Linked DNA regions of Homo sapiens: region 1 is linked to region 2. Evidence: read pairs that join two places in POLR2A ChIA-PET (ENCODE). Cell type or tissue: GM12878. All regions are shown on one strand. Links, peaks and the distances in the headings refer to the core of each region. The heading gives the core; the rest is flanking DNA.

Region 1 (14,649 bases), core at 6,135-8,634, 130 kb before region 2:
CATGCACAATAATTTAGGGACCCTGGCCAGGTGCAGTGGCTCACGCCTTTAATCCCAGCACTTGGGGAGGCTGAGGCAGACAGATCACTTAAGGTCAGGAGTTTGAGATCAGCCTGGCCAACATGGGGAAACCCCATGTCTACTAAAAAACAAAAATTAGCCGGCATGGTGCACAAGCCTGTAATCCCAGCTACTCAGGAGGCAGAGGAACTTGAACCCGGGAGGCAGAGGTTGCAGTGAGCTGAGATCGTGCCTCTGCACTCTAGCCTGGGCAACAGAGTAAGACTGTATCTCAAAAAAAAAAAAAAAAAAAAAAAAAGATTTAGGGACTCCTGCAGAGGAGGGGAACATTCTTTAATTAACAGCTAGGGTGGGCTGATTTTCCTTCTCTCCTTCCCATCCTTCCTTCTGTCACATATTGAGGATCTCCAGGTTTTATGCTGGCATTGAGGGTACAGCAGTAGATGGGTCCCAGTGCTGTCTCCCAGGCTTCAAACAGACCATTGCCTCCAGTGAGATGGGTGCTTGTGTGGAGGTGGGTCTGCCACAGTGGGAGAGAGGCCTCAGGAACAGGACTGCTGGGCCTTGGACTCAGGGAGGGGGGGACTGTGATGTCTCACTCTGGCTGTGCCAAAGCCCAGCCATTGGAGGCTTGGTGCTGGAGGCAGCAGGAAATATTCCCTGCCTGCCTCCACAGAGAGCTTTCTAATGCCTGTGTGTAACCGGTCACTCCTAGCTTGGAGTCTCCTGTGGTTCCTCGGTGGCCTCAGGTTCCAGTTCCCCAGTCTGGCTTTGGCATGTCTCCTGATTGTCCCGATTGTCTCCCCAGCCAGCCAAGGTTCCTTTCAGGTCACACCTCCACACTTTGGAATATGCTCTCCATCTGCCTTGGCTGCTTGTCTGGCTTTCCTTGCTAATTCCTGTTGGCCTTTCAGACTCAGCTCAGAGGCTGGGCACGGTAGCTCATGCCTGAAATCCTCCCACACTTTGGAAGGCAGAGGCTGGAGGATCACTTGAGCCCAGGAGTTCAAGACTGGCCTGGGCAACAGAGCAGGACAAATAAAAAAAATTTCCAGGCATGGTGGCACACACCTGTGGTCCCAGCTACTCGGGAGGCTGAGGTGGGAGGATGACTTGAGCCCAGGAGGTTCAGGCTGCACTAAGCTGTGATCAGGTCACTGCACTTCAGGCTGGGCAACAAACCAAGACCTGACACAGCCCCCGTCAAAAAAAAAAATCGGCTTGGGATCCCTCCTCCAGGAAGCCTTCCCTGAGCTCCAGGCTGGGTTTGGTCATCTCTTCTGAGGTCCCAGAGCATTTTGAACTCACCTCCATTTTAGCCTCAGCTTCCTGTGCTGAAATTGCCTGGCTATAAGCCTGGCTTCTCTCTTATACTGGGGAGGGACCTCTTCCAGGGTGGGGCCTGGGTCTGCCCTTGGGCTGTGACTCTAGTGCCCACCACAGGGCTGAGTCAGGCTGTAGTTATGGAGTGAAGGTTTAATGGTGAAGGAGGGCTATGCACATCTGAAAGGGAAGAAAGGCAGAAAAACCTACCCAGGCCCAGAGATGAGAGCCTGAAGGAACCTCTGCTGCCCAGAGCTCCCCTAAAGCCCCTGGACTCCCCGTCTCAGCCTCTTAGGACCCAGGACACCAGCAGTAGCCTGTTTCTAGCCCCTATTTCAACATGGGGCAAATGAGACGCAGAGAGGGCCAGCTACCTGCCTGGGGTCTCAGGCAGGCAGCTCCAGAACCCAGGTCTCCTGAAGGCCTGTCCAGTCCATACACCAGGCCTCCTCCTGGTTCTGCCACTGCCTCTCTATCCCCTCCTCCCCTGTCAGACCTAGGATGGAAAAACACCTGGCCGAGCTCCACCTGCCTGCCTCATGCTGCCTGCAGCCCCCTCCTTGGAGGCCATCAGCCTGGGGTAGGGGTGTGAGGAGAAGAGGAGGGGGACCCCTGCAAAGAGGGGAGGGGCTGATGCATTTCCCCCCGTGCTGCAGGAGCTGCTCCCCTACCCAGAGCCTGGACTCCTGCCAGCCGCCCTCATCACCTCCTCTCCCCATCCAGGGCCTCTCCCTGGAGATCCCTTCCCCCGGCCTCGGCGCCCTGGGCAGAGCCATCACAGCTGTTTCCAGGGTGGTGGTTGGGGCCTGGGCGGGCCCTACCCGCAGCCCTGACTCCAGCCCAGTGCCCGCCCCGCGCTTTGGTCAAGACTTGGCCTTCATCGGGAGTCACCTTCCCCCAGATCCCCAGTTCAAAGGTTTTGGGGGGCCGCCAACCCAGCTCCTCCTCGCCCCACCATGTCCCCTCCCCCAGTGCTGGGGCACCCTCCCCTCCTACCGTGGGCAGGCCAGGTGGACTATCGTGGAAGCCTTTCTAAGGCTGGCTGAGGCGGCTGGGTCTGGCCAGGTGGTTGGCTGCTGCCCCCTCATTAGCGGCCCGCTGGGGTTGCCGTCACTTAGGGCTGGTTACCAGGCAACCGCGTCCAAGGAGGGCTTGGCTCTGGCTCAGGGCTGGCACAGCGGCGCTGCTGCTGAGGCGGGAGGTGAGCAGCCAAGCAGGGTGGGAGACTGGGGTCACGGTCAGGAGGCCTCCTGCTCCCCAGAGTAGGGGTGCAGTGCTTCAGAAACTCCCTGTTATCATCTCACCTTAGACTCACAGCCTGGCCCCAGAAAAGGGGTTTTGGGTCCTCAACACAAACAGCCATACTCAGAGCCCTCAGGTTTCCTGGAGGTTGAGGGGAAGCTGAGTGGGAGCAGAGAAAGGCACCCTTCTCCCTTTTGCATCTGGGGGTGTGGCCCTGTGGCCTTCTTGCCCTGAGTAGGTGTGGGAGGGGCACAAGGAGTCGGATTTTCTGGTGTGCAGGGCTTAGGTTTTGGATCTAAATCCTGCCCTAAACAAAAACAAATAAACAGAAAGAAAACAAAAAATAATAATGATAATAAACAATAAATCCTGCCCTGCCTCTCATGGTTGTGCTTTCTTGGACATGGTTTTTTTTGTTTTGTTTTTTTGTTTTTTTGAGATGGAGTCTGGCTCTGTGGCTCAGGCTGGAGTGCAATGGTGCGATCTCAGCTCACTGCAACCTCCACCTCCTGGGCTCAAGTGATCCTCCCACCTCAGCCTCCCAAGTAGCTGGAACTACAGGTGTGCATCACCACGCCCACCTAATTTTTCTATTTTTTTTGTAGAGATGCGGTTTTGCCATGTTGACCAGGCCAGTCTCAAATTCCTGGCCTCAAGCAAACCTCCTGACTTGGCCCCTCAAAGTGCTAGGATTACAGGCATGAGCCACCTTGCCAGCTGTGGACATGTTGATTGCTTCTGTGAACCTTGACCACCTCCTCTGAAAAATGGGATGGTAACCCATCTCCTAAGATGGCTTGTAGGGCATGAATGCTTAGTGCAGTGCCTGGCACATACCCATCCATTCCCTCCCTCCACACCCCAAGCTTCCCACATTGCAGGGGGCAGGATTACAGATGCTGACCGCCCACACATGGGCCACCCACCATTGCCAAGTGACCCAGGAATGTGCCATCTTTATGTCCAAGAATAGTTCTGGGCCCTGGGTGGTACCTTGTTCCCCTCATCCTTGCTGACTTGTTTTTTTAATTTAACAAACACTCCTAGTCTTTACTATGTACCGGGCGCTGTTTAAATGCTTCACAAATATTAGCTCATTTAATGTATTTAATCTATTTAATGGATGAAGTCGCTTAGTCCATTTATTTTGTAATCCATTTACTGGACTAAATGAGGTGATGCTGAGGTGGATACAGAGAGCTGTGTGGGAGGGAAGCCTGGCCACATCTCTCTGCTCTGCCAGGGCAGCTTCTGCTGCGCAGCTGGGTTGAACGCCAGTCCTGCCTTCTGCCTCCTGCCACAAGGCCAGCCTGGGATGGTAGAGCTATGGGCAGGTCAGAGTTTCAGGGAGAGCAGTGATGGCTAATTAAAACTTCAGCTCAGGGAGGCCCCCTTGGGGCATGGATTGCCTCAGTCAGCTTCCCTGGGGGAGTCCCCTAATTGGACCCCTGGGCCCTAGGAGTGATGCAAACTCACCAGGCAGATGATGGCAGGCAGGGAGGGAGGGGAAAGGGGGAAGGAAGCAGGCTGGCCAAAAAATAACAACAACCCCCTTCCCATTGTGAGAGATGGTGACTTTGGAGTCCCCAAACTGTCACTTAGGAACTGTGTGACTTTGAATCAGTTGCTTGGCCTCTCTGAGCCTCAGTTTCCTCATTGAGAAGTGGGGATAGGAAAACTTCCAGCCCTGGAGGGTTGCTATGAGACCTGTGCAGAAAGTACACAGCACCATGCCTGGCTCAGAAATAGGCACTCATACAATTGGAGCAATTGTCACAGTTACTGCCACGGTCCTCTCTTATCCATCATTTCATTCAGTTCTCAGAGCATTCTGGGAGAGAGGAGGACAAGCCTTCAGAGCAGGCAGGGGGTTAGCCTCCCAGCTTTCATAACCAACAGTCTGGGTCCTGGGCCGTGTGTGGAGTGTGGAGGGGCGGGGGCAGGGGATGCTGCAGAAGATCAGGCAGGAGGTCACTGCTCAGCTGCTATGCAGATGAACCCGGAGCCTGCCTGTGGAGTGGAGAGGACTTGACTAGGCAGAAAGCAGCCCAGGGGGCAGAGCTGGAGGCAGCCAAAGGTCTGAAGACCAGAGAAAGTGCAGAGTGTGCCAGGAGCCCTGGGGAGCCAATGGGGCTAGAGATGGGTGAGTGACAGCCACATGCTACCCTGCTGAGAGTTGGGGTCTGGCCCAATGTGGCCAAAGTCTTCCCTGGGTCCAGGGTGCTGAGAATGACTTGTGCCAGAAGGGTGGGCTGTGAAGAAGGGAGTCTCGGAGAGGGGAGAGGGTGCTAGGCTTTTCCTTTCTGGATGCAGCAAGGTAGACTCCTTAGCTCCCCTGCCCCTTAGGGAGCAGACAGTGTCATCTCCAATTTGTGAGGCCTCTAGAGTCACTGGCCCCTTACCAGCTATTCACAGAGGGGCAGGAGCAGGCCAAGGTCCAAAAGAGCCAGGTGTGGGGTGAGTCCCAGAACCCTCCAAGGTGACCCGGCTCAGTGGTGTCACTCTGTTCTCACAGCCCATCTCCAAGACCACCCAGTGCCACGTCTGCTGGCTGCAGCAGGCCTGGAATCCTCAGGACAGGCCGTGGGCCTCCCTCCGGCTCGAGTCACTCCCCAGAGCAGAACATTCTGCCCCCAAATTCTTGATGAACCCCTCCCAACAAGCAGTGGCTTCAGAACACCAATCTTTTCCCAGAGAGAAACCCAGGACCAGGAGAGATATGGAGGAGACCAGAACGCATTTCAAAGAGCTGATCTTGCTAATAAATCAACAATTCCTGAACAAACACAGCCCACCCTGCACCAGCTCTGGGCTCCCTCAACCTCCCTCCAGACCCTATTCCACAGCCCCCTCTGCTCCAGCAGTCCCCACCTCCTGTCAACCAGGTCATCTATGGCTCAGGTTCCAATTAGTTCAGTAATTAGCACCTCATTGGGCCTGTCTGCCTGCGAACAGCTCCCCTGGGGAGGGTTTCAGGAGGTCTCCATGACCTCAGGGCCCAGAGCTCAGGCAAGTCCAGGCTGGCAAGGCCCCAGGTGGCCTCCCTGCACCCCAGCATAGGGCAGGGGAACAAAAGAATCCCCCAGGGAATTGGGTAAGGGGCAGGGAGAAGAGGGTCCACACCCAGAACGAGCCTTCTCCAGCACTTCCGGGGCCCGTGTGTCAGCTCCACACACACCTTCCTCAGCCATCTCTGTCTAGTCAGTGTGCCCTGGCTGGCTGGGGAAGCCAGGAGGATGCCAAATCCAGCTGAGGTCAGGTCAGTAAGGGAAAGTCTCCATGGGTGGCTTTGGCACAGCCAGGGATTTAGAAAGAAGCTTGGCTTATCCCTTCAGGCCTCCATCCGGGGCCTCCTGGCTCTCTCGGGCGTCACCCCCTGATGACCCCTCAGTCCCTGGCATCCATCTTTCACCTGACAGTCCCTCAGCTCTTGAAGAGAGTAGAATGCCCCCCAGCCCAGCCCATGGTCAGGCTGCAAGTGGCCGAACTATGGGCTCTGGCTAGAAAGGCTGCCAGAGCTGAGAGCGGGGAGTAGGGGACAGCCTGTGTGGTGGGGTCAGAGCGAGCCTCCAGCCAAGAAAGGAAAGGAGAGGTGAGGTGCTGCCAGTGGACGTGTGGGCACCGTGTCACAGTGGAGTGGCTCAGGAGTAAGGGGAGGTCAAGGCTTCCTCTTGCTGAGCTCAGATTCCCCATCTTTAACATTGGAACAAGAATGGTCATAGCCCCCAGCTTCCGGAGATGATGGCAAGAGGTGGGTAGTGTGGTGAGCAACGGAGCAACGTGGTGGGAAGCCAGCAGCAGTGGCACAGGGCAGAAGGTGAGCATTCCAGGGAAGCCCCCTGTTGTCTCCCTCCCTGACATAGAGCAGCACTGGCCAGGGAGAGGGGTCTTGATGGGGGGTGGGAGTCCACACTGTATAACTCGGGCTTGGTGAAGGGAACACAGGTCAGGCCCAGGGAACCAGTGTGAACAGTGCAGGTGAGAGGTGCAGGTTACCCAGACAGGCCAGAAGTCAGCCTTGACCTCAGCCCCCAGACTGAGAGGTGTCCTTGGGCTGACCCTGAGCCGAGGCCAGTCATGAGATTAGAACCCCAGCAGCAGGAGCCAGGCAAATGCCCTGCAGCTGTGGAGGAGGCTTGGCTGCAGCAGCATTTGACCCCAGAATGGGCCTCCAGCTCCTTCCAGAAAAGTCCCACTGCTGGGAAACTGCTGCATCACTCTCCTGGTGCTGACACCCCCTGTTAGTGTCTCCTTGCTTGGATTAGTATTGCCTTCTTAGGGATACTCTGGTGACAAAACCAGCACCAGCCACCTTATCCAGGCCCAGATCCCAACTTGCACTCTTGGCTGTGGGACTTGAAGCAAGCTTCTTAACCTCTCTGAGCTCCAGGGTCTTTGACTGTGGGATGATGAATTGTGCCCCCAGGTTTGTGGTAGGGTCAGGTGCCCAGTGTTCTAATGCCACTGGATCAGTCCCGGCAGGCAGTGAGCCTCAGTGAACCCGTGTTCCTCCTTCCTCAGGCCAATTCCTAGGAAGCAGGCAGGACTCTGAGAAGATGTGGTGCTGAGACCAGCTTGGTCGTGGAGACCCTAACCCAGCAGCGCTAGAGGAATTAAAGACTCACACACAAAAATATAGAGTGCAGAGTGGGAAATCAGGGGACTCACAGCCTTCAGAGCTGAGAGCCATGAACAGAGATTTACCCACATATTTATTGACAGCAAGCGAGTGATAAGCATTGTTTCTATAGATTATAGATTAACTAAAAGTATCCTATATGGGAAACAAAGGGATGGGCCGTAATAAAGGGATGGGTCTAGCTAGTTATCTGCAGCAGGAGCATGTCCTTAAGGCACAGATCGCTCATGCTATTGTTTGTGGTTCAGTAATGCCTTAAGCGGTTTTCCGCTCTGGGTGGGCCAGGTATTCCTTGCCCTCATTCCGGTAAAACAATAACCTTCAACATGGGCATCGTGGCCGTCACGAGCATGTCACAGTGCTGCAGATATTTTGTTTATGGCCAGTTTTGGGGCCTGTTTATGGCCAGATTTGGGGGCCTGTTCCCAACAACGTGGGGCTGAAGTCTGCTTTCCCTTCTCTAGGAAGAAGTTCTGTGAAGGCCAGAGAGCCAAAACCACCTCCTCAGTCTGCCATTTTTCCACAGGCTTGTGAAAGGAACTGGATCATCTGTTTAGGGCTTCTAAAAGTTATTAGGGGCCAGGTGCAGTGGCTCACACCTGTAATCCTAGCACTTTGGGAGACCAAACCTAGAGGATTGCTCAGGCCCAGGAGTTTGAGACCAGCCTGGGTAACATAATGAGACCTTCTCTATACCAAAAAAAGAAAGAAAGAAAAAAAAGCCAGGCGTGATGATGCACACCTGTAGTTCCAGCTACTCAGGAGGCTGAGGTGGGAGGATTGCTTAAGCCCAGCCCAGGAGGTCGGGGTTTCAGTGAGCCGTGATTGCGCCACTGCACCCCAGCCTGGGAGACAGAGCAAGACCCTGTCTCAAAAACAAAAACAAAACAACAAGAACAAAAATAACAGTTACTAGGCTCTGAGGAAGGTTGCCTTTGGAGACTGAGTCACAGAACTTGACCTCTTAATTACTGAACTTTTGTTATAAATTAATTTCCTTCCTTGTTCCTGGCTTAGACCAGATGGCCCTAAGATAGAAGACCCCTTGACTGAGATGAAAGACCCCTTAACTATTACATCCTTATGTGGAATGTCAAATATACTTTTCCCGAAAAAGAAACACTGCCTTTAACCAATCAATTGCTGTAACTATGTATGAAAAATGATGTAATCCTGTTTACATCCTTGCCTATATAAATGATCCTCAAATCTCTCCACTTCAGAGCACCTTGGACCCCATTTTTTTGGAGACTGTGCCTTCCTCAAACTTTGCACTCCAATAAACTCAGTATTTAATCATATTGCCTGAATCTCATCATTCAGGTTGACAGGCTCAATGCAGAGTGGGCAGGGGATAAACAGTCATTCCAGTAAAGCCCTCTGCTTTCAGGCCTCCCACCCCCATCCCAAGCTCTGCCCAGCCCAGACTAGACCATCTTCATCCCAATCCCAGCCCATTCTAATCCCAGCTCCCAGGCCCAGTTCTGTCCCCATTCCTAACCTAAGTCTGGGGCAGTAGCCAGGGACCACAACAGGACACTCCTAATGGGGACAAAAGGCCTGGAAAGGGGTTGTTCAATTTTTTTTTTTTTTTTTGAGAGAAAGTCTCACTCTGTCTCCCAGCTTGGAGTGCAGCGGTGAGATCTCGGCTCACTGCAACCTCTGTCTCCCAGGTTCAAGCAATTCTCCTGTCTCAGCCTCCCAAGTAGCTGCCCGGCTAATTTTTTTGTATTTTTAGTAGAGACAGGGTTTCACCATATTGGTCAGGCTTGCCTCGAACTCCTGATCTCAGGTGATCCACCTGCCTCGGCCTCCCAAAGTACTGGGATTACAGGTGTGAACCACCGTGTCCAGCTGGGGTTGTTTAGTTAAAAGGAAGGGACACAGAAACCTCCACAGCTCCCCATCTGTAACAGGCAATCGGAGGGGTGACTGCAGCCCCTGCAGCCCCTGCACAGACCTCCTTGCCCATGATGTTTCTTCTGAGCAGAACCTTCCAGAGGCCCACAGGGCCTTCCTGTGACCCACACCCCCAGTGCCATGTGCTGACATCTGACTGCAGCCAGTGGGAGGGCAGGAGTGGCAGCCTAGCCCCGCCTGGTATCATGGTCCCTGTTTGTTTCCAGAAGGTGCAGCATGCAACTCCTGAAGGCAAGAGGCCTGCGAAGGCATTCAGGGCAAGTTGAGAGACTGCGCCCACTGCTCGGCCAGGCTGTGGGGCTGAGGGTGGTGGTAGGGAATGCTGACAAACCCAAGAAGTAGATTTGGGTTCAGACAAGAAAGGCCTGCTCAGGATCCCTGGGGCCCAGCCGACCAGAACCACATCTGCGCTCATGAACAGCCTCTTTATTTCTCAGCCAGGGCCTACTGAAGGCTGAGCCACCTCTCATCCACTCCTGCAAGCCCTCTGGCCCCCAGTGCACCAATGGATTTGAGGGGCTCCATGACTGGCTGGCCCTGTGCTGCAGGTTCAGTGGGGTAGAGTGCTATCCCAGCTCCCAGTGCTGTGGCTGGGAGTCAGTCCCTGGGGAGCCAGGACTCTGTCACTATGACCTGATGTGATTCCACCAGGGAGCTGGGCTCTCCACCCCATGACAAATTGATACAGGCCTCACAGAACAGAAGAGGGGCCCAACCTGTACTTGTGAATGTGCTCCTGAGGCTGGGAGGGTAGGGTGGAGTAGAAGGCAGGGGACCCTCACTCTATGCTGAAGGGGCTGGGGGCTGAGATTGGTGCCCTGTCTTCCTGGGTTCAAATCCTGCTTCTGCTACTTCTTAGCTGTGCTGCCATAGGCAAGTCACTTCATCTCTCTGGGGCTCAGTTTACACAGATATAAAAAATGAGGGCCGGGCACGGTGGCTCACCCCTGTAATCCTAGCATTTTGGGAGGCCGAGGCGGGCGGATCAGGCGAGGTCAGGAGATGGAGACCATCCTGGCTAACACAGTGAAATCCCGTCTCTACTAAAAATACAAAAAATTAGCCGGGTGTGTTGGCTCACGCCTGTAGTCCCAGCTACTTGGTAGGCTGAGGCAGGAGAATGGCGTGAACTCAGGAGGCGGAGCTTGCGGAGAGCCAAGATTGCACTACTGCACTCCAGCCTGGGCGACAGAGCGAGACTCCGTCTCAAAAAAAAAAAAAAAAAAAAAAAAGGATAAGGCCAGGCAAGGTGGCTTTCACCTGTAATCCTAGCACTTTGGGAGGCCGAGGTGGGAGGATTGCCTGAGCCTAGGAGTTCAAGGCCAGCCTAGGCAACATAGCAAGACCCCCATCTCCCCCTGGCAAAAAAAAAAAAAAAAAAATTAACTGGGCATGGTAGTGGCATGTGCCTGTGGTCCCAGCTCAGGAGACTGAGATGGGAGGATCATTGAGCCCAGGAAGTCAAGGCTGCAGTGAGCCATGATCACACCACTGTACTCCAGCTAGGGCAACAGAGCAAGACACTGTCTCAAAAAAAAAAAAAAAAAAAAAATGAGGATGGCCGGGCGTGGTGGCTCACACCTGTAATCCTAGCACTTTGGGAGGCCAAGGTGGGTGGATTACCTGAGGTAGGAGTTCGAGACCAGCCTGGCCAACATGGAGTGCCCGTCTCTACTAAAAATATAAAACTTAGCAGGGCATGATGGTGCGTGCCTGTAGTCCCAGCTACTCTGGAGACTAAGGCAAGAGAATCATTTGAAGCCAGGAGGTGGAGGTTGCAGTGAGCTGAGATTGTGCCACTGCACTCCAGCCTGGGTAACAGAGGGAGACTCTGTCTCAAAAAAAAAATTAAAAAAAAAAAAAAAGAAGGCCCTTTCCTGTTAGGGGAGAGCTGTGCGAGGTAAGGGTCTCAGACGCTGTTTCTTGTTTTCATCATATAGACAGAACAGCCGTGCTGCAAAGATGGTCAATGTACCTAAAACCCGAAGAGCCTTCGGTAAGAAGTGTGGCAAGCATCAGCCTCACAAAGTGACACAGTATAAGAAGAGCAAGGATTCCTTGTATGCCCAGGGAAAGAGGTGCTATGATCGGAAGCAGAGTAGCCATGGTGGGCAGACATAGCCAATTTTCTGGAAGAAGGCTAAGACCACAAAGAAGGTTGTGCTAAGGCTGGAATGTGTTGAGCCTAACTGCAGATCCAAGAGGATGCTGGCCATTAAGAGATGCAAGCATTTTGAACTGGAAGGAGATAAGAGAAAGGGCCAAGTGATCCAGTTCTAAACTTTGGGAAATTTTTCTTTTGATTTGAAGAGAAAATGCTGAAGCCATAGAAAAATTACCTGTAGGAAAATAAATACAGTGATATTCTTTAAAAAAAAAAATGAGGATAAGCATTAACCACATCAAGGGATAATCAGGCAGATCAACTGACTGTGAATATGAAGAACCCAGTGCAGAATGGGCACAGCAATGCCCAGTGCTTCTGGAGAAAGTAAGCCTAAGGGGTGGGGAAGGATCCCAGCTGGTCCGTGCAGCCTGGAATACACATGCGTGTTGGGGACTGTCTGGCCTGGAACAACCAAGAAAGCCCCCCAGAGTATAGGCCTGCCTGGGGCATTCACTGCCCCTCCCAGCCACCCCAAGCCTGAAGGCTTCACTGCTCCTACCCCTCCCCATTGCCTGTCCAACCCTCCTGCCCACCCCCAATGCCAGTGGACAAGTCTAGGGCTATTGACTGGGATCCCAATGCCATGCCCCAAATGGAGACTTCCTGGCCCGGCAGGACTCACAGGAGCTTAGAGGACCAAGGAGAAAAAACTGTTGCACTCATGTACACATGCACATGCGAACACATGCATGCACACACACAGAGGGACACAGAACCAGCCAGGCACACACGTGCAACCATGGCCGGCAACCAACCTTCCCTCCCTCCCTCCCTCCCTCCCCACTTCCTTCTTTCCCTCCCTCCCTCTTTCCTTCCTTCCTTACTTCCCTCCCTCCCCCTCCCCCTCTTCCTCCCTTCCCCTCCACCTCTCCCTCCCTCCCTTCCCTCCTTCCCCCGCCCGTTCTCCATCTCCCCCTCAGTCCCTCCTCCCACTTCCTTCCCTACCTTCTCTTCTACCCCCTCCCCCATCCCCACTCCCTTCCCTCAGACCACTCTGCCTGGCTTACTATGCCAGAGTGTGCATAACCTCTGTGGTATCCACAGGATACCTAGAAATGCCCCCAGCCTCTCCTTCTGGGTCCAGAATAAGCAGATGCCTTGGGGGTAGTATTGGGGTGGGGGTATTCAGTCACCCCTGCTCCCCTCATAGCCTCCAGTCCTGTGCCTGGCACCCACTGCTTTGGGGTTTCTATTTATACCTAGCTCTTTCACCAGACTAGCAAAGGCAAGTTTGCATCCTGGCTGCACTCCAGCCTAACTCTGTGACCTCAGGCAGGCCATTGGACATGGCTGGCCAAAGTTTTCTCATCTCTAAAATGGGGCTGTCATGCCTTTTTTTTTTCTTTAGAGACAGGGTCTCATTCTGTCACCCAGGCTGGAGGTGGTGGTGCCACCATGGCTCACTGCAGCCTTGAACTCCTGGGCTCAAGTGATCCTCCCACTTCAGCCTCCCAAGTAACTGAAACTACAGGCATTGGCCAGGCGCGGTGGCTCATGCCTGTAATCCCAGCACTTTGGGAGGCCGAGGTGGGCAGATCACGAGCTCAGGAGATCGAGACCATCCTGGCTAACATGGTGAAACCCCGTCTCTACTAAAAATACAAAAAATTAGCCAGCCGTGGTGGCGGGTGCCTGTGGTCCCAGCTACTTGGGAGGCTGAAGTGGAAGAATGGCGTGAACCCTGGAGGCGGACCTTGCAGTGAGCCAAGATCGCGCCACTGCATTCCAGCCTGGGCGACAGAGCGAGACTCCGTCTCAGAAAAAAAAAAAAAAAAAAAAAAAAAAGAAACTATAGGCATGTGCCACCACACCTGGCTAATTTTTAAAAATTTTTTGTAGAGACAAGGTCTCGCTCTGTTGCCCAGGCTGGTTTCAAACTCCTAGTGTCATGCCTTTCTTACTGGGTGTGGTGGGAAGATCTTGAATGAAACGCAACTAGCACGGTGCTTGTCTGCTTACTCACTCTCATCCTCCAAAGACAGAGCTGGCCTTCCTCTCTGGGGACAAGTGCCCCTGGACAGCCCCTAGGGATGGCTGAATGCACAGATCGCCCAGCTAGTTCCCCTCCCTCCTCTTTAGCCCAGAGGAGGAGGTATTGGGTGGGCTGCCCCCACTCAAAGTAGTTTCATCGCTTACTGCCCGGGACCTCACCTGCAGGGTCATCCCTGTTGGGCACCCACCTCCCTTCCACCCCATCTATCCTCTACCTGCTCAACTCCTGCATCTGCAAGGCCTGGAGGGTCTCTTGCTCCCTGCCCCCATTTTCCCATCTTTGTCCTGAACCCCACCTGCCTTCTCTTTCACAATCCCCTCTCTTGCCAGGGTGTGGCTCCCATGTGGGCCTGTGGTCCACAAGCCTACCCAGTTCCCTTCATCCCCTCTTCTGCTTTCAGGTCCCCAGCCCAGGCTGCCTCCATCCCACCCCACCAAGCTGGAAGACCAGCACAATTCAGACAGGACTTGTGTCCCAGCTACCCCTGGCCCCTCAGTTTCCTCATCTGTAATTTAAGAATAAAAATGCCGGCTGGGCACGGTGGCTCACGCCTGTAATCCCAGCACTTTGGGAGGCTGAGGTGGGTGGATCACGAGGTCAGGAGATCAAGACCATTCTGGCTAACATGGTGAAACCCCGTCTCTACTAGAAAAAAATAGAAAAAAATTAGCCGGGCATGGTTGCGGGCGCCTGTAGTCCCAGCTACTCCGGAGGCTGAGGCAAAAGAATGGTGTGAACCCAGGAGGTAGAGGTTGCAGTGAGCCGAGATCATGCCACTGCACTCCAACCTGGGCGACAGAGCAAGACTCTGTCTCAAAAAAAAAAAAAAAAAAGAAAAGAATAAAAATACCATTCGGGTGCAGTGGTTCATGCCTATAATTCCAGCACTTTGGGAGACAGGAGGACTTCTTGAGCCCAGGAGTTTGAGACCAGCCCGGGCAATATAGTGAGACCCTATCTGTACAAAAATTTTAAAAATTACCTGGGTGCGGTGGCATACACCTATGGTCCCAGCTATTCAGGAGGCTGAGGTTGGAGGATCACTTGAGCCTGGGAGGTCAAGGCTGCAGTGAGCTGTGATCATGCTACTGCACTCCAGTCTAAGCAACACGGCAAGACCCTGTCTCAAAAAAACAAAAACACAACCTATGTTTTGGTGTATTGTAGGACTAAATTAGAAAACCTATGTATCAGTCGGGTGCAGTGGTTCGTACCTATAATCTCAGCACTTTGGGAGGCCAAGGTGAGTGGATCACCTGAGGTCAGGAGATTGAGACCAGCCTGACCAACATGGTGAAACCCCCTCTCTACTAAAAATACAAAAATTAGCTGGGTGTGGTGGCA
Region 2 (16,561 bases), core at 6,470-8,969:
ACACCTCTAGTCCTCCAGTGTCTCCTCAAACTTCCCCAGAGCAGGAGGCTCACTCCCTCAGTCACTCCCTCCATTTCCATAAGCTCTAGGTGCCAGGACATTTTCCTTCTCTGGGGCTGAACTTTGCCTCCAGGTCATTTCTCAGAGTTCTAGGATAGACTCTTGTCCCCTGAGGCTGCTCTTCCCTGCTCATCCAGCCTGGCTTTTGCAAAGCCTTCAGCATGCTGGCTCTTCTCCTGCAGATGTTGGGCAGCAGGGGCCCCAAAAGGACCACAATCCTTCAGATGCAGTCTGAGCCAGAAGGAGGAAAAATCACCTCCTTTGACCTGCATGCTATACCACTATTAATGCAGCCCAAGCTATTAGCTAAGGAGGCTACATGCAGTGTGTGGTTATCATTTACCTGATGGGAAAAAGAGGGAGTTCTTGTTTCCCAAGTACCACCTTGGCTTCCCAGAGCCTCTCCATGATCCCCACCCAGTCCCTGCCTCACTGGGCCCCTACTCAATCTGCCCTCCTTCACCCACTGCACTCTGCCCCACTCACAAAACTTTTATGTGCCCCAGCCAGCTCTTCCCCTTCCCACATTTGCACATGTAATAGCCTGGGTCTGAAATGCCCTGGTTCATCTTCCCCTGGCGAACTCCTGGTCACTCATCTTGCTTCCACTTACCTCCTCCAGGAAGTCTTTCCTGAAAACCCCTGCCCTTGCCTAAATTAGGCTCCAAGGTTATCCCCTCTCAGTACCCCGTACTTTTCCTCCATGGTGCTTATCAGGGTGTCTACTCTTCCTTACCTGTGGGCAGCTATCTCAGAAAGGACCCTGAGGGCAGGGAGCATGTGGATTCTTTTCCCCACTGTGTCCGCAGCACTGGGCACAGTGCCTAGCACAGAGCACATATACATACAGTAAAGATGGACTGAGTGGACCTGTAAATGAGGCATCCTTGTTGATCTGGTTATGCAAAGCCCTCGACTGCTACACCACTCCATCCTCCCCAGGCTGAGCGAGAGGATGCAGTGTCAAGAGAGTGTGCTTTGGGGCCGGGCACAGCAGCTCACACCTGTAATCCCAGCACTTTGGGAGGCTGAGGCGGGCGGATCATGAGTTCAGGAGATCTAGCCCATCCTGGCTAACACGGTGAAACCCCATCTCTACTAAAAAATACAAAAAATTAGCCGGGCATGGTGGCAGACGCCTGTAGTCCCAGCTACTCAGGAGGCTGAGGCAGGAGAATGGCATGAACCTGAGGGGCAGAGCTTGCAGTGAGCCGAGATCAGCCACTGCACTCCAGCCTGGGCGACAAAGGGAGACTCTGTCTCAAAAAAAAAGAAAAAAATTCTGGCAGTTATTTGGCAGGGAGCTCTTGGACAGATGTAGTTTATTCTTTAGGGGTCTCCAGCTTGGAGTTACCCACCCCATGTTTACTGTCCAGCCCTGAAATTGGGTAGTCCACCATATATTATCCCAGCTGGGGTAGGGTGATGCCCTACTGTAACCTGTATTTGGTTTAGGGCAAAGATATTTATCTGCCTGTGAGATCTGTCTCTGATTTTTTAAATTTCCACAAGGTAAAACCTGGCAGGCATTAAATCTTATAGTCTGGGGTGCTACTGTCTTGGTCACATTAATCACCAACCTGACTGGGTAGAGAAGAGTCTGCTGCCAGTTTCCATTTTGACCTTCTGCTCTTTGTATATTAGCCCATCCCAGCCATGTTAATTTCCAGAAATGGGGCCAGCTCATGTTTTCTTTTTAGATTTTTCTTAGAGTTCACTTTAAGGGTTCCTTAAAGTTAAGAGTTAAAGTTAGACTCGGGCACTTTCCACTGATCTTTTTCCCTCCCTTCCGGGATCTCTTTTACCAGTCCCTTGACTCGAATATAGTGAGTCCACCTCCATTCAGCTGTTTGCAGGGCCATCTCAGTGGTCAGGAGCACTTGATAGGGACCTTCCCAGCTTGGGTGGAGCTTGTCTTATTTCCAAGTCTTAATCAGCATGAAGTCACCAGGCTGGAAGTGGTGAACCACAAACTTAAGAGGTGGAGTTTGAGTTAGAAGTCTTTTTAACCTAAGGGATGACAGGGTGGAGGATATGGCCAGTATATAATTTCTTAAGAATTGATCCTTGGTTTCCATAGTAGGGAGATCTGTAGCTCTGCCTAAATACAGGAGCCCATATAATAACTTGTAAGGGAACAATCCCAAGTCTTTTATTGGAGCTGTCCTAATCCTGCAGAGTGCTATTGGGAGACATTTGGTCCAAGCATTTTAGTTTCTAAGATTAGTTTGGTGAAATGCTTTTTGAGAGTTTGATTCATTCTTTCTACCTTTCTAGAGGAAGGGGGATGCCAAGGGGTGTGATAATCCCATCTAATTTGTAAACCTTCCATAATTCCCCTTAACACCTTTGAGGTAAAGTGGCTCTCATTGTCTGAATCAATATTTTTCACCAGGCCAAAGCTAGGTGCAATCTGTTCTAATATAATTTTGACCATATACCTGGTGGTGGCTGTTGGGAGGCAAAAGGCTTCCACCCAGCTGGAAAGGTGATCTACGATCACCAGTAAATACTTTCGTCTTTCTACTTTGAGCATTTTTGTAAAATATACTTGAATGCTTTGAAATGGTCTTAGTCCAGGAGGTCTTCCTCCTGTGGCCTGTTTTCTAATTACCTTTTGGTTTATCCTTTGACAAGTTACACAATTTCCACATACTTGTTTAGTGAGGGTATAAGTCCCTATACACCCATAATTCCTAATGTTATAGGAGGCAGAAAGAAATTTAGGTAGACAAGGTAAAGTGAGTCCCTGGCAGAAAACTTTCCTTCTATTAAAAAGCAGCTCAGAAATAGCTCCCTTTCTAACCTCATGCAGTTCAAAGAAATTACTTCTCTTCTAACAAATGGCGCCTGAAAGCTCAGCCTGTAAATCACAGATAAAGAGCTCAAGCACAGAAGGAGGGGGGTTGGGGGGGATCGAGATTCGGGGGAAGTCTCCTGGGTAATCACCAAACTTCACTCTCATACAATGGGCCCCAGTAAAAACAGTGGGCCTTAATAAGCACATTCCTTTCCCTTTAGGCACACTAAGATAGGGAAGCTAAAAGTGGACTGGGGTGTGGGGGTGGGTGCCTGAAGCTGCAAGATACCTGGAACAGACACAGATACTCTCCCTCCCAGATAAGTGACACAATTAGGTAAAGGCTGATAGAAACTCTGCTCTAAACAGATAGCACATCTGGTCACAACCAAATCATTGGGCCCTAGGAGGATAAGACATCCCCTCCTCACTAGCCCCCTCCTCACTAGCCCATTTATGAAAACTCTGACATTTTTATTGCAACTTGGCAACCGGCTCAGGACCCCCCCTTCAATGCAGAGCTGGTCCCTCCCACGGCCACGAAATTCCTACTCCAAACCCACTCCACCTGTGCAACCCCAATCTCCCCAGCTGCAAGACCAAGAATCCTGGCATCCACCCCAGCCAACAAGGCTGCCTCACTAAGTATTGCATTACACAGAGCCTGGGGTCCCCAGTGACTCCCTTTGTGTACTATAGACATTAGTTCTTTTATCAGGGGTTTACTCACACTAGCTCTCTCACACTGTCTACCTTTATTTCAGCTGTCTGCTCCTGCTCTGCGACACCTGCCACCCCCCAACCTGCAGCTGCACTTCCTGGCCCACAAGGCCAGCTCTTAGTTACAAAGTTAACTTTTAAAAGGCTTTGCCTTACTGGGTTCTCTGAACTTAATCTGGAGTTTTTTTTTTTCCATCTGATCTCTGGCCTCTGCAGGAATGCAGAGGGAGTTTTCTTTTTCTTGTTGAATCTCGAATGCCTTTGAGACATTTTGTGTCCTAGGAGTGGGCTCCTTGACCCCTTTAACTATCAGTTCTCTGAGGTCCTGCATTTGGGCCTAGTCCCTGGGATCATTATTATCCCATTTGGGATTGACATTTGGAAGTTTTTTGTTCGACTGTCAAGACTTCTTGCCTGGGAGGGTGTTGCCTCTTCCAGATAGTCATGGCCACTCTCCTAATCATTCCCTTTTCTTCTCCTATGAACAGGATATTTAAGATAGACATCATTTCAGCCCAGGTGTAAAAGCTGGGTCCTATGAATTTGTCCAGTTGGTCTGCTAAACCGAGGGGATCTTCTAGGAGTGGTTTCATTTCCTTCTTGAAATTCCTAACATTAGTACTTGTAAGAGGAGCATTTACAAAGCCAATCTCTCCCTGTCCCACGAGAACTTCCCTAAAAGGGAACATGCTAGATGCCTGCTGTGTGAAAGGGATAGGGAAGTTTTCAATATCCCTCTTACACTGTTCTAATTCTTTTTTCAAATTTGGATAAGGATTTAAAGGAGCAGTTGGTTCAGCTTCCCCATGGTCTCCAGGTCTTTCTTCCTCTAACCCTCCTGCTGCCCCTTGATCTTCCTGTCCCCTATTTTGTGAGACATATGGAGGGGGCATGTATGACAGGGGGTCCCAGGGCTTTTCCCTGGGTGAGGGCTTTTTACTAGGCTCTTTTTCTTCTTCTTTGAAGGGAAACATGGGGGCTAATTCCTTGATCCAGCAGAGAGCATAACATCTCTTCTTGTGAGGGTGGGGTTTTATCATTCACATAGAGAATTAAAACTTGGCACACCCAATCCTCATCTGAGCCAAACTTGGGCCAAAACCCTGAAGGCTTACAAATGGGGTCTTTGGGCCAGATAAAACAGCAATGCTTTATTATCTTTTGCTTTTCCTTGTCCCTGGTTCGAGGGTTGTCCCTCCAAACCTGCCACATTCTCCCCAAAGGACTATCTGGGGGAATGTCAGAGGAGTCTCTTTGGCTCCCTCTTTCCTTTGTCCCCTAGGCCTAGAATTCCTGTTTCCCATTTTCAGTCAGTCTCTGTGTCTGAGTTTCCCTGTGTACTCAACCCCCCTTTACTGGAGGTTTCTTGCACACCCCGAGAATCGCTTCATCTGTGTCCAGCCATTTCCCTCTCGGGAGAACAGAACCACGGATTAGGACTCCGCACTCACTTTGTATCTAAGATACGTCTCAGTCACACACACACTCAACCGCCGAAAATGCCCAACCACCAAGGCAGTACTTACAGTCCAATTTTCCACCTTGGCTCACACACAAGGTTGCCTGGTTGCCACGATGCCCGCTTTTCTCCCTGTGTCATCTCAACTGTCTCCTGAATAAGTCTTGGGTTTGTCTATGGCTTCTGTGGGGAGCCGGGATGCCCGACAGAGCAGGCCACCTAAATTGAGTAGGACATGTCTCCCCTCTTGGCCAGAGTCCCACTCCATGCAGGCACAGAGATCCCAGACAGGCCCCCAGGTTGTGAGAAACATGCTCACCTGTCCAAACCCAAAGAATGGACTTAGAGGCATGAAGAACAGTTAAAGTGAGACTTCTAATAGTGGTCTTGCAAGATCAGGTGTCTTGCAGGCAGGCACGCCTGGGACAGTCACAGCAGGTAATTTATCCCTTAGCACAGAAGTCCCTCCCCCAGTTCCTCATTGGTTGAGTACTATGGGGTTACAATCTTCCCGGATATTGCCTACGTTTTCTTATCCCCCTTATAAGATTATACCCCATCCCCTTCCCCACTTAAGTTTAGATTTCCCAATAATGAAACTTTTTTCCCTTTTATGAGCTGACCCCTCTTCTACATTCTGTTTGTTTATTGTGACCTTCTAGATGCATGAGCCCTGTGGTTTGTTACATTTTCAGGCTGGCTGCCAGTACTTAGATTTATCATGCCTTGAAAACTGACCACTTGAAATGTTTTCTCACAGGCCAAGCATGGTGGCTCATGCCTGTAATCCCAGCACTTTGGAAGGCCAAGTTGGATCGTCTGAACTCAGGAGTTCGAGACCAGACAGGGCAACATGGCAAAACCCTGTCTCTACCAAAAATTCAAAAAAATTAGCTGGGCATGGTGGGACGCACCTGTGGTCCCAGCTACGGGGGAGGCTCGGGTGGGAGGATCACTTGAGCCTGGGAGGCGGAGGTTGCAGTGAGCCAAAATCACACCACTGCACTCCAGCCTGGGTGACAGAGTGATACCCCATCTCAAAAAAAGAAAAAAAATGAATGAATGAAAGGAGGTTGTAGATGTGTGGGGACAGTGGGATATGGGATATGGAAACTCCCTGTACTTTCCACTCAGTTTTGCTGTGAACTTAAAACTACTTCAAATAACCTTACTAATTAAAAAAATTAATAAATGAATGAAGACATATGATCAGTCCTTGCTTATGCAACTTTGGCTTGCAGAGGCCTCAGGCCATTGTGCTTGTGTGAAGTACCGCAGGCAGACTTGTCCCCGAGAGCCAGCACTGGCCCAGGCCCAGGTGCGAGCAGGTGCTGTGATCCACCTGACTGGATGACTGGTGGCCTATTTCCTACCCATCTGCCTGTGATGTCATAAGTCAAGGTGATTCCAAAGGCCATCTGAGCTTTGGCCTGTGCCCTCCATTTTCTATGCTGTGGCCACTGGTCCACTCTGGAGGGTCAGGCTGGCTTGTGAATGGAGCAAGAACTAACCCCTGAGGCTTACAAATTCTGCATGCATGCATATGCTTGCACACCTTCTGCTGCTAATCTGGAGTATTCCTGCATCCCAGACCACCACGATTCTCTGAGTTCCAGAGAGACTGAGCCAGGGCCATGGCAGAATCTATAGACCAGAGGGGACAGTCCTGGCTCCAGGATACCTGCCATTCGATGTATCAGTGTTCCTGTTCTCCAATCATAAAAATGGGGCAACTCAGGGCATGACTTCTTTCCTAGAAAATTCCCAGGCAAGCCTCTGCCTTGGTCACGCCTTCCTGGAAGCCCAGGACGATCCTTGTGGAAGCCTGGGGGGCCTCTACCCCGCCCTAAACCCCCACTACACACTCACCTTCTCTTGCAAGCCAGCCCTGGGAGAGGCCATATGGAGACTTCAGGGATTGTCTGGTGACTGGCCTGTCACCCTCCAAGACCCAAGCTTTGTTCCCTCCAGCTGGCCTCCTCCTCTGGTCTTCCTCCAATGGCCCTGGGCCTTGGAGGCAACATGACTCACAGAAAGAGCAAGGGCTTGGAGCCTGCCAGAGCTTCCTCACTTACTAGCTGTGGGACCTTGAGAAAGTTAAGTAACCGGTCAGGCGCAGTGGCTCACGCCTGTAATCCCAGCACTTTGGGAGGCCAATGCAGGTGGATCACCGGAGGTCAGGAGTTCGAGACCAGCCTGGCCAACATGGTGAAACCCCGTCTCTACTAAAACTATAAAAAATTAGCTGGGCATGGTGATGCGCACCTGTAGTCCCAGCTACTCAGGAGGCTGAGGCAGGAGAATCACTTGAACCCGTGAGGTGGAGGCTGCAGTAAGCCAAGACTGCACCCCCAGCCTGGGCAACAGAGCAAGACTCCGTCTCAAAAAAAAAGAAAGTTAAATAACTTATTTGAACCTCAGCGTCCTCATTTGTCAAATTCTTGCTCTCAGGAGAAATGGCCAGGGGACAACAATATCCACCTTAGGGTTGCTGTGAGAATTAAATTGTAAATGGTGGCCATTGCTTCACAGAGCATGGCTTCCTTCTGGTGCTCTGTGAGTAGTGACCATACATGCTGGTTTGCCCAGAACAGTCCAGTTGATGCCTATTTTCCTGGCATGTTAATTGCCCTTTTTCACTCTCAGAAGTGCCCAGTTTAGACAAAATACAGTCAGCCTGTGTTTCTTTCTATTCCTAGCTCAGGTCCAGCCTGTGTTAGCAGCACCACTATTTCTACTTTCCCCTGTAAGAGGCCATGCTTGGTTTGTGGTTAGGTTGCTGACACACCAGGGGTTTGGTCTAGGTCCTGCTGTTGGTCACACAAAAAGCCAATGACTGAGACACAGGATTGCCAAGGAAGAAGGCTTTAATTGAGTGCTGTGGCCAAGGAGATGGGAGCTCAGTCTCAAATCCATCTCCCTGGCTAAAATTAGGGGTTTGTACAGCAGGGAAGAAACTTAACAATGTAAGGGAAAACAGGAACTCCTGAGGGGTAAGGAAGCAATCATGATAATGAGGGGCCTGGGTCTCATTGTCTGGATGCTATGCTCTGTGAGTTTCAGTTCTTTCCTACTTTTTGAGAGGCCTGGTATCTCACTGTCTGAATCTGGTGAGTTTCAAGCTTTAAGACCAGATGTGTCCATTTCTGTTTATCAGGAAAAACTGTGTATGAGATTCTTTGATACTTTTTGAGAGACCTGGTATCTCATTGTCTGAATCTGGTGAGTTTCCAGCTTTAAGACAAGATATGTCAATTTCTGTTTATCAGGAAAAGCTGTCTATGGAACTATTGGGTCAATTTCAGTTATATCCTTCTTTCTGGGCCTCAGGTTCCTCTTATTATTATCATTTTTTAGAGATAGGGTCTCCCTACGTTGCCTAGGCTGGAGTCAGTGGCTATTCACAGGCTCAGTCATGGCACACTGTAGACTCAAACTCCTGGGCTAAAGCGATTTTCCTGCCTCAGCCTCTGAGTAGCCAGGATTGCCCGTGCACACCACCACACCTAGCACAGGTTATGTCTTTTTTTATTTTTTTTTTTTTGAGACAGAGTCTCGCTCTGTCATCCAGGCTGGAGTGCAGTGGTGCAATCTCTGCTCACTGCAACCTCCGCCTCCTGGGTTCAAGCGATTCTCCGGCCTCAGCCTCCTGAGTAGCTGGGATTACAGGTGCATGCCACCACACCTGGCTAATTTTTGTATTTTTAGTAGAGACGGGGTTTCACCATGTTGGTCAGGCTGGTCTCGAACTCCTGACCTCGTGATCCACCCACCTCGGCCTCCCAAAGTGCTGGGATTACAGGCATGAGTCACTGTGTCCAGCCGCTTTTTTTTTTTTTTTTTTTTTTTTTGAGATGGAGTCTCGCTCTGTCACCCAAGCTGGAGTGGGGTGGCAGGATCTCCACTCACTTCAAGCTCCACCTCCTGGGTTCACACCATTCTTCTGCCTCAGCCTCCCGATTAGCTGGGACTACAGGTGCCTGCCACCATGCCCAGCTAATCTTTTGTATTTTTAGTAGAGACGGGGTTTCACCGTGTTCACCAGGATGGTCTCGATCTCCTGACCTCGTGATCCGCCTGCCTTGGCCTCCCAAAGTGCTGGGATTACAGGCATGAGCCACCGCGCCCAGCCGCCCAGCCTCTTATTTCTTAAATGGGAATAACAATGCCCATCTGGAAGGATGTTTAGGAGGCTTAAATGCAGGGTCTGGCACAGGCCAGGAGCCAGATAAACCTGAGTTCCCTTCCACAGCCTTCTCTCTCTTCCCTCCATCATGCCAGCTTCCCCCAAGCATGGCACACCAGAATTCAACTTCTCCCCTGCCAGGAGAGCAATTTCCAGAAGTTCCAGGTAACATATCAGCTCCCAAGCCAGGGCCAGGCCACGGTCTCTTCTGAGAGGAGGAAATCTTCAGGGCCAGGAGCGGTGGCTTACACCTTTAATCCCAGCAATTTGAGAGGCTGAGGCAGGAAGATTGCTTGGGTGTGGTGGCTCTCACCTGTGGTCCTGGCTACTCCTCTGGTGGCTGAGGTGCGAGGAACACCTGAGTCCAGGGAAGTCGAGGCTGTATGTGAGCCATGATCGCACCACTGCAGTCCAACCTGGATGAAAGAGTAAGACCCTGTCTCTTAAAAAAATGTTATTTACTTTTTTTTTTGAGATGGAGTCTCACTCTGTCGCCCAGGCTAGAGTGCAGTGGCACGATCTCGGCTCACTGCAACCTCTGCCTCCCGGGTTCAAGCAATTCTCTGCCTCAGCCTCCTGAGCAGCTGGGATTACAGGCACTCGCCACCACGCCCAGCTAATTTTTTATTTTTAGTAGAGACGGGGTTTCGCCGTCTTGGCCAGGTGGGTCTTGAACGCCTGACCTTGTGATTCATCTGCCTTGGCCTCCCAAAGTACTGGGATTATAGGTGTGAGCCACCACACCTGGCCAAAAAAATTTTTTAATTAAAAAAATTTTATGTCTGGTCAGGACCTAGTTAAAGTTAAAAAACTTTCTTTTTTTTAATTTTAAAGAGAGGGCCGGGTGCAGTGGCTCACACCTGTAATCCCAGCACTTTGGGAGGCCGAGGCGGGTGGATCACGAGGTCAGGAGATCGAGACCATCCTGGCTAACACGGTGAAACCCCGTCTCTACTAAAAATACAACAAAAATTAGCCAGGCGTGGCGGCCGGTGTCTGTAGTCCAGCTACTTCGGGAGGCTGAGGCAGGAGAATGGCATGAACCCAGAAGGCGGAGCTAGCAGTGAGCCAAGATAGCGCCACTGCACTCCAGCCTGGGCGACAGAGCGAGACTCCATCTCAAAAAAAAAAGAAAATTTAAAGAGAGAAAGAAAGGATCTTCAGCATCCATGTGTTCATGTTCAACTCATGTTGGCTGCTTCCAAGTCCATCGCTATGGCTGGTAACATTGTTTTGCCTACACAGATGGAAGGCACCTTTTAATTCACCTTTGAACACTCCTTCCTCTTCCAGGAATCCAGAGGCCTGAAAGGGAGTCTGCTGGGCCTCCAGTCCCTAAGGACCTGCTGTCTAGGCTAGCAGGCAAAGCATCACCATGTAATCTCAGCAGATAAAGCCACCATGAAATGAGCCCATTGCAGCAAGGGAACGACACATGCTCCCAGATTCCACCTGGATTAGCTGCATGTCCTCCAAAAGCCCTGAAGCTCACATATCTGCCTCTTGTCCTCACACCCACCCACTCCCCACATTCCTTTGCTATGAGACAACTGGTAGTTCTTCTGGCCTGATCATTCCCATTGCCTTGCCGCAAGGGGTACCAAACCTGGCTTAAATATTGTAGAATATTTGGTTCCACCAGGAAGCTCTCAGTGTAAACAACTTGTCAGTTATTGGGGTTGATTTCTTTGCTCAGAGGCAGTTGCGTGACACTTAGGATTTTCATCCTGCCCTAGAAACCACAATACATGAAGGAAGGAAGCCATGAGCAGAAAAAGGTAATGAAGGAGCTGTCCAGTTGGGACTGAAAGGGCAGGCATCTGGGGATGCTGATGTATGGTGGAAGGGGTGTTTCAACTGACCCCAAGGAGGTAAATGCAAATAAGGGTAGAAGTCCTGTGCAGGAGCCTGTTTGCAGGTAGCTGTAGGGCAGAAAGAGAAAACCCTAGCACACTGCACTGGCTGTGCGGCCCTCAGTTTCTTGTCTATGAAACAGCTACATATGCTAATTGACTCCATCGTGAAGCTGTTATGTGAGGAGGGTGAAATGAGATTAAAGAAACACTTGGCAATATGGAGAACATGTAACACGTACCCATAACCCAAGTCTTATCTAGGGCTCCACACAGTTCAGTCCTGCTCAGCTGCACTCAGAGAATCACACATTGCAAAGGGCTTTAAAAAGAACCTCAATCACAATTGCTGCAGTGAGCTGAGATTGCGCCACTGCACTCCAGCCTGGCGACAGAGCAAGATTCCATCTCAAAAAAAAAAAAAAAAAACCTTGGCCAGGCGCGGTGGCTCACGCCTGTAATCCCAGCACTTTGAGAGGCTGAGGTGGGCAGATCACAAGGTCAGGAAATCGAGACCATCCTGGTTAACACGGTGAAATGCCATCTCTACTAAAAATACAAAAAATTAGCTGGGCGTGGTGGTGGGTGCCTGTAGTCCCAGCTACTTAGGAGGCTGAGACAGGAGAATGGTGTGAACCCGGGAGGCGGAGCTTGCAGTGAGCCGAGATCGCGCCCCTGCACTCCAGCCTGGGCGACAGAGCGAGACTCTGGCTCAAAAAAAAAAAAACAAAAAGATTCCTTCACTCCTCCATTTGTTCCCATCTTCCCAGTTCTGTATCTCAATCTGTTTTTCTTTTTTTTTTTTTGTTTGAGACGGAGTCTTGCTCTTGTCATCCAGGTTGGAGTGCAATGGCACGATCTCGGTTCACTGTAACCTCTGCCTCCCAGGTTCAAGTGATTCTCCTGCCTCAGCCTCCCGAGTAGCTGGGATTACAGGCGCCTGCCACCACCCAGCTAATTTTCGTATTTTTTAAGTAGAGACAGGGTTTTGCCATGTTGGCCAGGCTGGTCTCAAACTCCTGACCTTGTGATCCACCCGCCTTGGTCTCCCAAAGTGCTGGGATTACAGGCGTGAGCCACCACCAATCTGTTTTTCTAATCCCACACCACAAAGTGCCCAGGAACCACAGAACAGATTGTTTTTGTTTTGTTTTGTTTTTTGAGATGGAGTCTCATTCTACTGCCCAGGCCGGAGTGCAGTGGTACGATCTCAGCTCACTGCAACCTCTTCCTCCCCGGTTCAAGCAATTCTCCTGCCTCAGCCTCCTGAGTAGCTGGGATTACAGGCATGCACCACCACACCTGGCTAATTTTGTATTTTTAGTAGAGACAGGGTTTCACCATGTTGGCCAGGCTGGTCTTGAACTCCTGACCTTAAGTGATCTGCCCACCTTGGCCTCCCAAAGTGCTGGGATTACAGGCATGAGCCACTGCGCCTGGCCACAAAGACAGATTGAACAATACTGTGAGGTCAGGAGAGAGAAAAAAACTATACTATAATAAGCAAAGCAAAATTATTTTTCATGGGTGGGGCTGAAGATTGCTATAAATCTTGCACCAACACACACATACAGTGTCATTTAGTCTCCCTCCCTCCACTGGCCACAAGGACAGTGGGTTGTTTTTTGTTTGTTTGTTTGTTGGATATTGTGTTTTGTTTTGTTTTTAGTACACACCACCTTTGGAAAAGACCGTGGTTTTTACAGTTTTTAATGGTGTTGATTTTTCTTCACATTGTTACTTTTGTCACCCCTTTTCCAGAATCAGGGGTGTGGTCAAGGCCTTCAGCACAACCTAGATTCCCCTTCTCAGCATCCTGGCTTCCTCCTAGACTCCAGCTTCTCAATCCAGACCCAATCTGTCCTGCACATACCGCCCCGCTGATCTTGACCGCACGCCACACTCACCATGTGCCTCCCCTACTGAACAGCTCCCAACCTCCCCAGCACGTGGAGCCGGAGTTCCTCCCTGGGTGTCCTACATCAAGCACATGGCAGCATGTCTTCACCCTTTGTATCCTTGGTCCTCCTGTAAGCCCCAGCCCAAGTTCTGTTCCGTCCAGGGGACCCATCCTGACTGCTCAATTCTGAAGTAGAGTCCATGCCACACAGTCTCACTTTCATTGTTTGCTGTTATTTGATCACTGTGAATCTTTCTCCCATAAGAACATAAGTTCCTTGAGATCAGGGATCTCAAAGGTTTATTAAAAGCACACAAGGATACTCAAAATTCATTTTCCTCTGTTAGCTTGTGACAAGAAAAGCAGACCCATTTCTACTCCAAAGGCCTTGATGAATATCTTCAGGCCAGGCACCGTGGCTCATGCCTGTAATTACAGCACTTTGGGAGGCCAAGGCAGGAGCATCACTTGAGTCCAGGAGTTCATGACCAACCTGGGCAACATGGTAAAACCCCATCTCTGCAAAAAATAAAAAATTAGCCAGGCATGGTGTCATGTGCCTGTAGTCTCAGCTACTGGGGAGGCTAAGGTGGGAGGATCAACTGAGCCCTGGAGTTCAAGGCTACAGTGAGCTGTGATTGTGCTGCTGCACTGCAGTCAGCCCAGGTAACGGAGTGAAACCCAGTCTCAAAAACAAAAAGAAAATTTCCAGATGCCTCTGCCAAGTCTGTGTGTTTGTTTGCAGTAACTCCCTGCCATCATTTTTAAGAACTTCCAGATAAAGAACAGAAAGAGGCCAGGCTCACACCTGTAATCCCAGCACTTTGGGAGGCTGAGGCAGGTGGATCACTTAAGGCCAGGAGTTCAAGACTAGCCTGGCCAACATGGTGAAACCCCGTATCTACCAAAAATACAAAAATTAGCCGGGCCATGGTGGCGGGTGCCTGTAGTCCCAGTTACTCGGGAGTCTAAGATGGGAGGATCACTTGAGCCCCAGAAAGTCAAGTCTGCAGTGAGCTGTGATTGTGCCACTACACTCCAGCCTGGATGACAGAGTGAGGCCCTGTCTTAAAAAACAAACAAAAAGAGCAGAAAAATCTTTTTATATTTTTATTTATTATTATTAAATTTTTTAGAGACAGAGTCTCACTCCTCACCCAGGCCGGAGTGCACTGGCATGACCATAGCTCACTGCAGCCTTGGACTCCTGGGCTCAAGCAATCCTCCCACCTCAGCCTCCTAAGTAGCTGGGAATACAGGCGTGTGCCACCATGTCCAGTTAGTTGTGTTTCTTTTGGTAGAGATGGAGTCTCACTGTGTTGCCTAGGCCTGTCTCAAACTTCTGGTCTTAAACTAATCCCTCTGCCTTGGCCTCCCAAAGTGTTGGGATTACAGGTGTGAGCCACTGTGCCTGACCACAAGGAACTCTTTTTAAAATGTATTTATTGATTTTGTGGTAGATAGTATATTCATCTGGCCCAACAATTAAAAATGAAGTCACCTCCTATCTTTTTTTTTTTTTTTTTTGAGACGGAGTCCTGGCCTGCCTCCTATCTTTGTTTCTCAACCACTCAGTTAGTTCCCCTGCCAAGAGAAAAACAATAGACAATGTTTTTCTCTGTTTATCTTTTTAAAGGCATTTGATGCACACACAAGCCAATAAGAATATATCCTCCTTTTCTTTCCCCACCCCCATTTTTTCTGCACAAGCATGCATGTGACATTCTTCTGCACCTTGCTTTTTCTGTTTAACAATGTACCTCAGAAGTCTTCCCAAATCAGCTTCCTCAACACTTTGTTTTATGGTTGTGTAGAGTTCCAGTGTATGAAGGAACACACTAATTTATTTATCCAATCTCCTGGCTGTTAGATAGTGAGGGTGTTTCCAGTCTTTTAGCACCATATGCGAGGCTGCAATAAATCTCCTGTTCAGACATAATGTCATACAACTGAGTGTATCTGTGGGACAAATCCCTAGAAGCAGAATTGCTAGGTCAAAGGGTAAGGTGCATATGTAATTTTTTTTTTTTTTTTTTGAGACAGAGTCTTTCTCTGTCACCTAGGTTGAAGTGCAGTGGTGCAATCTTGGCTCACTGCAACCTCCACCTCCCAGGTTGAAGCGATTCTCCTGCCTCAGCCTCCTGAGTAGCTGGGATTACAGGCATGCACCATCACACCTGACTTTGTATTTTTAGTAGAGACGGGGTTTCGCCATGTTGCCAGGCTGGTCTCAAACTCCTGAGCTCAGCCAATCTGCCCGCCTTGGCCTCCCAAAATGCTGGGATTACAGGCGTGAGCCACTGTGCCTGGCCTGGTCTTTCAGTACCATATACAAGCCTGCAATAAATCTGTTTAGACATAATGTCATAGAAGTGAGTGTATCTGTGGGACAAATCCCTAGAAGTAGAATTGCTGGGTCAAAGGGTAAGGTGCATACGTAGTTTTGATAGATACTCCGAGATTGTTCTCCAGTGAAGTTGCCATCAATTTACGCTCCTACCAGCAATGCATGAGGGCACCAATTCCCCACACCCCCACCAGTCTAACAGGCAAAAGTTTTAGGTCTAGCTTGATTTGCACCACTCTCCTCATGAATGTGGCTGAGTAGCTGTTTAAGGGCCCTTTGTGTGACTGGGTTTTTGGTTTTGTTTTTTTTTTTGTTTTTAATGTGAATTCTTCGTATCTTCTGCTCACTTTTTAATACATGTTCTTGGTCTTTTTTTCCTTTTTCTTTTTCTTTCTTTTTTTTTTTTTTTTTTTTTATTGAGATGGAATCTTGCTCAGTCACCCAGGCTGGAGTTCAGTGGCATGATCTCAGCTTACTGCAACCCCCGCCTCGCAGGTTCAAGCAATTCTCCTGCCTGAGCCACCCAAGTAGCTGGGACTACAGGCATGCACCACCATGTCTGGCTAATTTTTTGTATTTTAGTAGAGACAGGGTTTCACCAGGTAGGCCAGGTGGGTCTCAACTCCTTGAGCTCAGGCAATCTACCCACCTCGGCCTCCCAAAGGGCTAGGATTACAGGTGTGAGCTATTGTGCCCGGCCCTTGGTCTTTTTATCATCAATGCATAGGAGTTCTTCATATATTAGGAGAATCAGCCCTTTGTTTATGAGCTGCAGATAATTTCCCCAGCATGTTGTCCTTTGACCTTGACTTTGGGTTGTTGCTCAGTGAACCTATTTTTCTATAGTCAAATTTATCAATCTTTGCTTTTGTGGTTGCTAAATTTTGTCTCTTGCACAGAAAGGAGCAGGAACCAATAGCCCCAACACACACACCACTTTTTTGATCAGTACAAGCTTGGAGTGACTTACTGGGTTCTGTAAGGAACAGGACAACTCCTGCTCTCCAAGAGAACCCAATGTTAGGAGGACACAAAGTAAACTAACAATTACAATTCTGTTGTAATAAATAGTGGTGGCCGGGCACGGTGGCTCACTCCTGTAATTCCAGCACTTTGGGAGGCCGAGGCAGGAAGATCATGAGGTCAGGAGTTCGAGACCAGCCTGGCCAACATGGTGAAACCCCGTCTCTATTAAAAATACAAAAAAAAAAAAAAAAAAAATCAGGCCAGGTGCGA

Evidence for each region. Peaks named below come from ENCODE experiments on the same cell type or tissue, not always from the same donor. Only the 100,000 strongest peaks of a DNase experiment are listed, where the experiment ranks them.
Region 1: POLR2A ChIA-PET joins it to region 2 with 5 read pairs; 19 of 35 experiments call an interaction of 5 or more read pairs at or near these places.

The regions. Positions count from the first base shown.
Region 1 is chr15:75,183,427-75,198,075 of GRCh38, reverse strand. It overlaps LOC107984772 (a long non-coding RNA gene), which reads right to left and starts at 2,403. Exons shown (of 2, transcript XR_001751617.2): 1 at 2,341-2,403; 2 at 336-1,038. It also overlaps the pseudogene RPL36AP45. RefSeq lists enhancers at 1,908-1,967, 2,236-2,780, 5,503-6,205, 8,961-9,460, 9,461-9,962. In GM12878, for the core only: no CTCF peak of the experiment used is centred there; no DNase peak of the experiment used is centred there.
Region 2 is chr15:75,052,724-75,069,284 of GRCh38, reverse strand. No RefSeq gene overlaps it. Among named protein-coding and RNA genes, the nearest start is that of PPCDC, 37 kb to the right of the region's middle. RefSeq lists an enhancer at 7,549-7,598. In GM12878, for the core only: no CTCF peak of the experiment used is centred there; a DNase peak (open chromatin) is centred at 7,774; H3K27ac peaks cover 1,191 bases.